Linked DNA regions of Homo sapiens: region 2 is linked to region 1. Evidence: chromatin contacts called from ENCODE Hi-C or POLR2A ChIA-PET data. All regions are on one chromosome and are shown on one strand. Each heading gives the region's core, a stretch centred on a gene start or an enhancer-like site at or near the end of the contact. The rest is flanking DNA. Distances are from core to core; before and after follow the strand shown. Region 1 overlaps DNAL1 (dynein axonemal light chain 1). Region 2 holds the start of LINC02274 (long intergenic non-protein coding RNA 2274).

Evidence for each region. A loop is a pair of places that touch in the nucleus more often than their neighbours do. ChIA-PET counts read pairs that join two places held with the same protein, here RNA polymerase II (POLR2A). Pooled maps may share reads with other maps.
Region 2: a loop to region 1 is called in a pooled map, with 2.7 times the contacts of the local background. The contact joins the promoter of LINC02274 here to the enhancer-like site in region 1. A Hi-C loop is called at or near these places in 1 of 50 pooled maps. POLR2A ChIA-PET finds 5 or more read pairs at or near these places in 2 of 52 experiments (CD8-positive, alpha-beta memory T cell and HEK293).

What each region holds. Positions count from the first base shown.
Region 1 is chr14:73,660,371-73,666,089 of GRCh38, reverse strand. It overlaps DNAL1 (dynein axonemal light chain 1), which reads right to left. Exons shown (of 8, transcript NM_031427.4): 4 at 4,048-4,103. Among named protein-coding and RNA genes, the nearest start is that of DNAL1, 18 kb to the right of the region's middle. RefSeq lists a silencer at 1,970-2,264. Within about 2 kb of position 3,444, at least 2 of the 41 ENCODE cell types and tissues checked have a DNase peak (open chromatin) inside an H3K27ac peak, as active enhancers do.
Region 2 is chr14:73,827,282-73,833,000 of GRCh38, reverse strand. LINC02274 (long intergenic non-protein coding RNA 2274) reads left to right here and starts at 2,866. Exons shown (of 2, transcript NR_135238.1): 1 at 2,866-3,105.

The sequences.
Region 1 (5,719 bases), core at 2,195-4,694:
CACAGATAAAATGTATTCGCTAGCCACAGACTACATAAATTGTATTTGTAACTAGCAGAACTAAAATGAAATGAGCCAAATATAGCAAATACCTATACTCTCTGATTTTGTGTCTACAGCAGACATGAATAATTGATCAAGGTATTCGTTCCACTAAGTTTTTAGAACTCTTATTATTACAATTTTCCTGAGAGTCTCTACCAACTGACCCAAGTTAGAAAGTGATTTAAAACCCACTGCCAGCCCTACATAGAAGGTCATCCATTTTCACTATTATCATAGTCATTTTTTTTTTTTTTTGAGATGAGTCTCACTCTGTCACCCAGGCTGGAGTACAGTAGCGTGATCTCAGCTCACTGCAACCTCCGCCTCCCAGGTTCCAGCTATTCTCCTGCCTCAGCCTCCCACGTAGCTGGGATTACAGGCGCACGCCACCACACCTGGCTAATGTTTGTATTTTTAGTAGAGACAGGGTTTCACCACATTGGCCAGGCTGATCTCAAACTCCTGACCTCAGGTGATCCACCCGCCTCGGCCTCCCAAAGTGCTGGGATTACAGGTGTGAGCCACCGTGCCCAGCCCATAGTCATGTTTTTATATAAAGAAAATCATGTAATCTGTGATGATAAATAATATGTTATCAACTTGCTTAGTCACATTTAAGCAAGTTACAGAGCAAGTTATTAAGCAAGTTACTTCAATTACAGAGAAAAAAACTGAGGCAGAGAATAAAATGTAATAGCTTAAATTGTTTGAGTGAGTCAGCAAAAAATTAGAATAGACAGGCATCTCACACACAACTCTACTAGTTAACACTATGTAAATACCGAAGGCCAACTTTCCAGCACTGTATAAGTACTGAATGCCAACTTTGAGTAAGGTATGAGGGGTGGGGGTACTGAAATAGAAGATTAAAAGATTAATAAGATGATGCTTTTCCTCAAGGAATTCACTATCTAAAGAGCAGAACATATTCCCAAGTAACTATAATAATGGTTAATATTTATTGAGCATTTTATATGCACCAGGCACAATTCTAAGTACTCTATATATATACTAACTCAATCTTCACAATAATTATATGATAGGTAATTATTATTATAATCCAAGTAGACTGTTATGAATATTTCCAAAGGAGTAATTAATTTTGATGATGGAGATGAGGGAAGTCTTCAAGGAGGGGGTGACATTCACACGTGGCATTCGTAATTTTTTTTTATTTTTTTTTTTAGACAAGGTCTTGCTCTGTTGCACAGGCTGGAGTGCAGTAGCACCATCATAGCTTGCTGCAGACTCACTCTCCTGAGCTCAAGCAATCCTCCTCCTAAGTAGCTGGGACTACAGGCAAACACCACCATGCCCAGATAATTTTTAAAATTTTTAGTAGAGATGGGGGTCTCGCTATGTTGCCCAGGCTGGTCTCGAACTCCTAAGCTTAAGTGATCCACCTGCCTCAGCCTCCCAAAGTGCTGGGATTATAGGCATGAGCCATGGTACCTGGCTGCATTCTTAATCTTAATTTGTTATAGGATTTTCCTGTTACAGGAAAAAGCTGTTCTCAGTGAAAATTATTGCATTAATAAATGCTACAAAGTCATTTTTAAAATAGTGTATTTGGGTGTAAATTGGATACTAAAAGCTTTTAGATGACTTTTAATGCGACATCAAGGCATTTGGTCTTTACTAGGCAAAGAGATACCATTAAAAGGTCTCTGATATAATGATATTCAAATGATATTTTTAGAAAGAAAACTCTGTTATCAGTGATGAAGGTCACCTGAAGGGCAGAAAGACAGGAGGAAAGGAGATCAATTAGGAGGCTATTGAGGGAGAAGAAAAGGAGAAATCAGTTAAGTAAACAGTTAAGGCTGGTCCTTGGAAAAGCAGCCTGCCTGAAAAATCACAGCTACAGGCAAAAATATAACAGTCTGTGGAAAACTCAGGCTGCACCTGCACAGATAAGTATGTAGGGTCCAGCACAGATTCTTCTTTGTGTAATTGGTGGGCTCCCAGGAAAGTTTCTTCCCCTTTTCAGTTATGTACACAGTAGTCTCCCTGGGAACCTGTACAGGGAGGAGAGGGACTTACCTAAAACAAACCCACAATTATACAAAGAAGAGAAGCAGTGCTTTGATGCCTGCCTAGAGATACACCCACAACTACATAGATAAGGGGGAGTTGTGCAGACAGCTTTTCAAATAAGAGAAGTTACTCAAACAGCTACAGAGGTGAGAGGAGTTTCTTATAAAAGTTTTTGAATTCAGCTGTAAAAACAGCAACTCACTTGGGGTTCCCTTTCCACTGCAGAGAGCTTTCTTTTTTCACTCATTAAACTTTCACTGCAACCTCACCCTTTGCATCCACATTCCTTAACTTTCTCAGTCATGAGGCAATGAACTAGGATAACACCTTAGATAATGAGACCAGTGACCCTGACCTGTTTGACTATCACAAAAGTTGTAAGATAGTGTTTTTCAAACTATGGGTCATGAGCCTAAATTAATAGGTTGTGAAATCAATTTAGTGTGTTGTGATCAGCATTTAAAAAAAAAGAAATAAAAATTTAAAAATACATACTGGAACTGGCCAGGCGTGGTGGCTCACGCCTATAATCCCAGCACTTTGGGAGGCTGAGGTGGGTGGATCACTTTAGGTCAGGAGTTTGAGGCCAGCCTGGCCAACATGGTGAAACCCCATCTCCACTAAAAATACAAAAATTAGCCAGGCGTGGCGGTGGGCACCTGTAATCCCAGCTACTCAGGAGACTGAGGCAAGAGAATTGCTTGAACCTAGGAGGCGGAGGTTGTAGTGAGCTGAGATTGCACCACTGAAATCCAGCCTGGGCAACAGAGTGAGACTCCATCTCAAAAAAAAAAAAAAAAAAAAATTACTGGGACCTATGCTATATAAGGGTAAATACTGTCTTGCAAACTTTATTCAAGTTTATATGTACGTATATATTTGATATGCATATTCATATGAATGTATAATACATTCAGATGTATTTCTTACAATGGAAAGTGGTCAAAATGTTTGAAGAACATGACCTAAGGGGAAGATGATGAGGGTCTAAAAAGTTGTAACTCCTGGAAATGGAAAAGCAACACTTTATTTGAGAGCTCCTTCAAAGAGTAGAGTTAACAGGATTTAGTGATAAATTTGCATATAGGGCTTGAAGAGAGACTGTGGTAGGCTAAACAATGGCTCCCCCAAAGATACTTACATTCTAATGCCTGGAACCTGTGAACGTTACCTTATATGGCAAAAAAAAAAAAAAAAAAAGTACTTTGCAGATATGATTAAGGATCTTGAGAGACAGGGAGATTATCCTCAAGATCAGGGTGTGCCCTAATGCAATCACATGTATCCTCATAAGAGGGAGGCAGACAGAGATTTGACACAGAAGGAGAAGCCAGTGTGACTACTGGCAGAGACTGGAGTGATGAGTCACAAGCCAAGGAATGCAGCAGCCACCAGAAGCTGGAAGAGGCTAGAAAAAGATTCTCCTCCAGCCTCCAGAGGGAGCATGGCTTGATTTTCACCAGATGAAACTGATTTCAGACTTCTGGTCTCCAGAACCATAAGAGAATATATATCCATCATTTTAAGCCATCAAGTTACAGCAGCCGTAGGAAACTAATACAGAGTCAGAGGCCTTGGCAACTGGGAGGGAGGCAATGTCATTAACGAGGATAAGGAGCACAGGAAAAACAGGGATGATGAATTAAAATTTAAATATAACAAGTTTGAAATACAGACAATACAAATCTGAACAAAGAAATACACAATTAAAAATCTGATATTCTATTTAAGACATCTCAATTCTAACTCTATAAAAGCTTTTAAATGTCTTTAAAACGTTCAGAGCTCATGCTATCTCTATTTTTCTTTGGATAATCAAACTTAAGACATAGTTTATGTATTCTATTATCTGACAACAAGTATGGCTAAAACAGGTGCCAGCTTCTGGAATTACATATTGTCTCCGGAATGTTTATTAAAATAACTAGGAAATCCATGAACCATCTGTTACTGTGAATCACTTACTTAAGCCATTCAGGTTGGCAATTTTTTCAATGCAGTTTGTAGACAGTGAAAGCTTCCTTTAAAAGAACAAAGAAAAAATTTAATGTGAAAAATGTAAATGGTAAATCAGAAATTATTCCTTAACACTAGTGCCCATAAAAGATAATATTTAAGTAATATTTTCCCCACTCAATCATAGCATTTATTACTTCATTTTGAAATCATTGTTTTTCTCTGATTACCTAAGTTTAACACTCATTAAAAATTTGAAAAAATCTTCTTGAGGGCAATATGGTATTAACAATTTTTTTTTCTTCTTAAGACAGAGTCTCACTCTGCCACCCAAGCTGGAGTGCAGTGGCACCATTTCAGTTCACTGCAACTTCCACCTCCCCGGTTCAAGCAATTCTCCTGCCTCAGCCACCCAAGTAGCTGGGATTACAGGTGCCTGCTACCATGCCTGGCTAATTTTTGTATTTTCAGTGGAGACAGGGTTTCACCATGTTGGCCAAGCTGGTCTTGAACTCCTGACCTCAAGTGATCCACTTGCTTCGGCCTCCCAAAGTGCTGGGATTAGAGGTGTGAGCCACCACACCTGGCCCTGGTATTATGAAATTTTTTAATGCATACATTTCTTGACCAAGTTTTTCACTTCTAGAAATACATCCTACTGAAATATTAATATAAATGCCAAAAGATATATGAACTAGATTATATGTATTACTGGAATAGCAGAAAAATTGAAAAAATCTATAAACACCTGTTAACTTAGGAACAGATAGTGAAATACTAAGCTGCCACTAAAACAAAGGAGATAGGGCTACAGATACCGACTTGGGAAGATGTCTATGATACATAGTTTAAAAACCATCTAGCAGAACAATATATATATTTTTTTTTTAGACAGAGTCTCGCTCTGTGGCCCAGGCTGGAGTGCAGTGGCATGATCTCAGTTCACTGCGACCTCCGCCTCCCAGGTTCAAGCGATTTTCATGCCTCCGCCACCCAAGTAGCTGGGATTATGAGTGTGCGAGTCAGGTAAATGACTGGCCAAATCTGTATATTTTCTAGTCATCCCCCACTCCTGAGAACTCCCAGTGAATAATGGATTGCCTTTAAATCTAGGAATATGGTTGGGAAATAATTCTTTAATTCTTGTTAAGGCAGCTAGCACAAATAAATTGTCAGCAAAATATGAACAGGTTGACTCGAGGTGATATACAAGGTGCTTTAGTATGAGGTATAAAACCTTCTCAAATTTGTTTGCCTTTGAGATGGCTTTATGATAAAAAGATATGTGACCACTTTGAAATCATGCCTGATGCCAAAAAAGCATGTGGTGGTGGATTTTTATGTGACACACTGTGTTCTCATCACAAAGAACAAGCTGCGTACAAAAGCTAAATATGTTTGCTCTCCCCTTTGATCCCACAGATGGATATTAGTCTAATGCATGGGTTCACAAATATGTGTCCTAGAATTACCCAAGTTGCTTACTGTAAATGCAGATTCCTAGGTTTCATCAGCAAATATTCTGTTTCTATAAATTTGGGATGGGGCTGATCTCCTGCATAAAGTGCAGATGATCAAGGGATCACACTTAGACAAACACAGGGTGAAGAAATCAGAAAAAAACCCAGTGATTCTATGGTATACTATAGCCCTGATGAGACACACTTGTAGCCTAAAAACA
Region 2 (5,719 bases), core at 1,617-4,116, 170 kb before region 1:
ATTTTTGCTTTTCAAAATAGTAAAATACAACATACATATAGAAAAATACATATAGAAAAATGCATAGAAAACTTTGAGCACTTTGGGAGGCCTAGCTGGGTGGATCACCTGAGGTCAGGAGTTTGAGACCAGCCTGGCCAACATGGTGAAACCCTGTCTCTACTAAAAATACAAAAAAGTTAGCCAGGCATGGTGGTGCACACCTGTAGTCCCAGCTACTCGGGAGGCTGAGGCAGGAGAATTGCTTGAACCCTGGAGACAGAGGTTGCGTGAGCTGAGATGGAGCTACTGCACTCAAGCCTGGGTGACAGAGCGAGACTCTGTCTCAAAAAAAAAGAGAAAAAAGAAAAACGAATAGAATATCTTTGGACAGTTTAAAAAATAATTACAAAGCAGCCCCCTGTGTAACCAACACTCAAGTCAAGAAATAATAATGGCCAAACATGGTGGCTTATACCTGTAATCCCAGCACAATGGGAAGCTGAGGCCAGAGGACTGCTTGAGCCCAGAAGTTCAAGACTGGGCAACAAAGTGATGTCCCGTCTCTATGAAAAATTTTAAAATTAGCTGGGCATGGTGGCACGTGCCTATAGTCCTAGCTACTTGGGGGGCTAAGGTGAGAGGATCACTTGAGCCCAGAAGGTTGAGGCTACAATGACTTGTGATTGTGCCATTGCACGCAAGCCTGGGTAACAGAGCAAGACTCTGTCTCAAAAATAAAATAAAATAAAATAAAATAAATAGTAATAATCAGCACCCAAGAAGTTCCCTGTGCATCCCCTGAGTGATCACAACCATCTCCCTCCTATCAGAATTACTATTATACTAACTTTCATGATGTTAATTCCTTCTTGTTCTTTATAATCTACCACCTGTATTTGAATTTTATATGTGTGGATTCCCACTGTGCACATTCTTCTGTATCATGCTTCTTTCCCTCAATGTTATGTTTGTGGGATTCAAACAACTAACTCACTGGTTGTCACCGTAGCTCACTCATTTTCATTGCTGTATTGTATGAATCCACTACGATGCATCTCTTTCATTCTTTTTCTACTTTTTTTGAGACGTAGTCTCTCTCTGTCACCCAGGCTGGAGTGCAGTGGCACGATCTTGGCTCACTGCAACCTCCGCCTCCCGAGTTCAAGCAATTCTCTGCCTCAGCCTCCCAAGTAGCTGGGATTACAGGCACCTGCCACCATGCCCAGCTCATTTTTTTTTTTTGTATTTTTAGTAGAGACAGGGTTTCACCCTCTGGGCCAGGCTGGTCTTGAACTCATGACCTCGTGGTCCACCCACCTCAGCCTCCCAAAGTGCTGGGATTGGTGGCAGGCGCCTGTAGTCCCAGCTACTGCGGGGGCTGAGGCAGGAGAATCACTTGAACCCGGGAGGCGGAGGTTGCAGTGAGCTGAGATTGCGCCACTGCACTCCAGCCTGGTGACAGAGCGAGACTCCGTCTCAAAAAAAAAAAAAAAAAAAAAATAGATAGGATTGTTTCTGTTTTGAGCCTATTATGAACAATGCTGCCAAGAACATTCTTGCACCTAAATCCTGATACCCTTGTGCAAGAGCTTTTGTAAGGTGATGGCATCAGGGGGCTTCCCTTTAATCAGGGCTTAGTGCATTCACGCTTTTCCCCTGTCTCCTCTTCCAAAACCACCTCTCAGGAAAGGATTAGAAGTTCACTCATGTTAAGGTATAAATGGCTGAGAAGGATTAACATGTAGTCTCTCCCATATAACTGTGAGGTGGGGACAAAGGAATTAATTTCTAATTGTAGAATTTTAGTATCATGCCGGGCGCGGTGGCTCACGCCTATAATCTCGGCACTTTGGGAGGCCGAAGCGGGCGGATCACAAGGTCAGGAGATTGAGACCATCCTGGCTAACACAGTGAAACTCCGTCTCTACTAAAAATACAAAAAAATTAGCTTAGTGTGGTGGCGGGTGCCTGTAGTCCCAGCTACTTGGGAGGCTGAGGCAGGAGAATGGCGTGATCCCAGGAGGCGGAGCTTGCGGTGAGCCGAGATTGGCCACTGCACTCCAGCCTGGGCGACAGAGCAAGACTCCGTCTTAAAAAAAAAAAAAGAAAAAAAAAGAATTTTAGTATCAAGAGATTGGTGGAGAGAAATCCATTAAGTTAGCCCTAAAAAAAGCATCACATGGTTGTAATACCATGAACCAAGAAAATGAAAAAGAAAAAATCCATATAGACAACAACAACAAACCAGCCAAGGTGCTATACTCTACTTGAAAGGTCAAAACCCACATACAAGAAACGAAGTCCCGCTGGGCACAGTGGCTCATGCCTGTAATCCCAGCACTTTGGGAGGCTGAGGTGGGTATATCATCTGAGGTCAGGAGTTCGAGACCAGCCTGACCAACATGGTGATACCCCATCTCTACTAAATATACAAAATTAGCTGGGCGGGTGGTGCGTGCCTGTAATCCCAGCTACTTGAGAGGCTGAGGCAGGAGAATCGCTTGAACCTGGGAGGCAGAGGTTACAGTGAGCCAAGATCACACCATTGCACTCCAGCCTGGGCAATAAGAGCTAAACTTCGTCTCAAAAAAAAAAAAAAAAAAAAAAGAAGAAGGAGAAGAAATGAGGTCCTGTCTCCGAGGATCAGTTGGTAGTTAATGGCTAAGCTAACTGGTGATAGAGTGGTCAAAAGTAAGTCCTCAAGGCCAGATACCTGCACTTGAACCTCAGCTCCATCAGCTAGATGAGTCACGTTCTCCCAGCCGCAGTTCCTCTTCTGAGAAATCGACATAATGAGAGTACTGACCTCATCAGGCTGTTGTGAAAATAAAATAATGACTGAATCACATTTCACACAGCGCTTTCCGTTTAGTAAGTGCTCAAATAGTATTGGGCATCCTTCTTATTTGTGTTATTTGATGCTGAGTGTGAGCACTTTCTCTGTGTCAGGGTAAGCCAATGATCTGAGTAGGGCTTGATAATGCCATTGGAGAGTCTGACAAGATCAAAGTGTAAATGGGAGAGAAGAGGAAAAGAAGGAAAGAAATGAGAGCCACATATCTACTGGCAAAAGGAAAAGTGCAAAATTTCCAAGGGCAGGCTGCTGAAGGCCTGCCAGAGCGGGTAAGTGGAGAGGCTGGGCCAGAGAGGCAGAGGGGCTGCTCACCTAGATCAGGCCCAAGAAGCGGTTTGAGTGGGTCTCACTGTGTCAGGATAGAGAGGTCAGGTGTAGTCAATACATGAATAGGAAGGTGCAGGGCAAGAAGTAGGTCAGACAACAGCAAAGGTGTGCATGCCCACAGGATTGCTGTAGATCAACTGGAACTGAGGCCTGTGGCTTGTGATGCAGCTGTGGCTAACAGCTCCTATGCATGCTGATGGCTTCACGTCTCAAGCACCAGTGGAGTCTCTCAGCTTTTCTGCTTCAGAATTTTCTCCTCAGCTTGGAAGCTTGCTCAGTCCAACTTGCAGATACAGCCACAGAAGAAAGGGGCGGGAGCTGGGTAGTAGGGGAGTGGGAGAGTGCCAATGGAAGATGAAGGTTGCTGGATAAATGTCCCAACCTCTCACACTTCAGCAGGACAATTTTGGGTGGTTTCTATATGGTTCTTCAAAAGTGTGCAGGGAGATTGAGCCAATTGTCCACAGTGACAACCCAGCTCAGTAATGTATCTTTCATTGGCTTTCCGTCCTTCCTGTATCACTCTCCTCTCTCCCTCCCCGTCTTCCTTGGATATCTTCCCAAGTAAACTATTGTCACCCAAGTTCTTGTCTCAGGGTCTGCTTTAGGAGGCACCAAACCTAAGTTGTTTTATTACTAACACAAATCTGAAGCTGAGATTCCAAAAACTGAAACAAAAACTAACTTAAATAGAATGTAGTCTTGATGTGGGGGCTCACGCCTGTAATCCCAGCACTTTGTGAGGCCAAGGCGGATGGATCACTTGAGTCCAGGAGTTCAAGACCAGCCTGGGCAACATGGCGAAACCTCATCTCTATAAAAAAATAGAAAAATTAGCCAGGTGTGGTGGTGCAGGCCTGTAGTCCCAGCTACTTGGGAGGCTGAGGTGGGAGGATCGCTTGAGCCTAGGAGGGTGAGACTGCAGTAAGCCACCATCATGCCTCTGCACTCCAGCCTGGAAGACAGAGCAAGACACTGTCTCAAAAAAATAATTAATAATAAACTAAAAATAAATATAATAGAATGTTGAAGAAACATGGTCTAAGTGGAAATTAGGAGTGATTTTGCCAATGGAAAATTTCAAGAACTAATAGATCCTGTTCCAGCAGGTGTGACTAGAGAAAGAGGGAAAAAAAAAAAGAATAGAGTCAAAATCATTGTATAAGCTAGATGTGCTCAGATAAACCAAACGTGGGCAGGCATATGAATAGAAGAAAAAACAAACTGCAGGAGTATTAGAAGAAAATGTAAGCAATCCTGGGAAAATAGTCCTCAGAAATTCTCACAAAGGACCATATATGAGGTTGTTCATTACAGGGTTGTTTGTGGTAAGGGGAGTTGAAAGCTCCAGGGGCTCGATGCTGGGGGAAGGGATGAGGGTAGCAGTTAGAATCAAGAAACTGAGGGTACCATGGCTATGTGGAAGGGCTGTAAAACAGTGCTGAGAGAAGACAGTCAGAATAAGGCCTGTGGCACAATATCATTTACCTAAATACATATATATAAAAAAAATTTTATTTATTTATTTATATGCATATATATGCATGTATATGTATATGTATATGCATATATATGCATGTATATGTATATGTATATGTATATGTATATGTATATGTATATGTATATGTATATATTTTTGAGATGGAGTCTCGCTCTCTCGCCCAGGCTGGAGTGCAGTGGCATGATCTTGGCTCACTGCAACCTTCACCTCCTGGATTCAAGTGATTCTCCCGCCTCAGCCTCCCGAGTAGCTGGGACTACAGGCACGCGCCACCACACCCAGCTAAGTTTTGTATTTTTAGTAGAGATGGGGTTTCACCCTGTTGGCCAGGATCATCTCGATCTCTTGACCTCATGATCTGGCCTCCTTTACCTCCCAAAGTGCTGGGATTACAACGGCCACCGTGCCTGGCCCGAGAGCCACCACGCCCGGCCACATATTTTATAAGGAAACATGCAAATGCTATAAAACCTATCAAATGCATTACTGTGTTGTGTATGGTGTATTGGGGGGATGGGAATGGGAAATGGGATAAAAGGGAATAAACAGACAAAGATATGTCTCACACAGACCAATGCTGACCATGAGGAATGTGAGCTGAGGAGCTGAGGAGCAGATTAACTCGACTGAGGTCCAAAATGAAAGAAAAAAAGTACAGGGAGATAGTATTATAACCTCCAAGTACGGAAGGCCTCAAACAAGGTATAAAATGCTAAATACAGCTGGGCGCAGCTGCTCACGCCAGTAATCCCAGCACTTTGGGAGGCTGAGGCGAGAGGATCGCTTGAGCTCAGGAGTTCAAGACCAGCCTGGGCGATTTATTGAGACCTAATCTTCAGTAAAAAAAATTAAAAAATTAGCCAGGTGTCGTGGTGTAAACCTGTAGTCCCACCTATTCGGAGGCTGAGGTGGGAGGATTGCTTGAGCTGGGGAAGTCAAGGCTGCAGTGAGCCATGATTGCACCACTGCACTCCAGCCTGGTGAGGGAGCAAGACCCACTCTCCATTTAAAAAAAGTAAAATAAAATGTATACATGCTAAAGTAAAAATTATAAC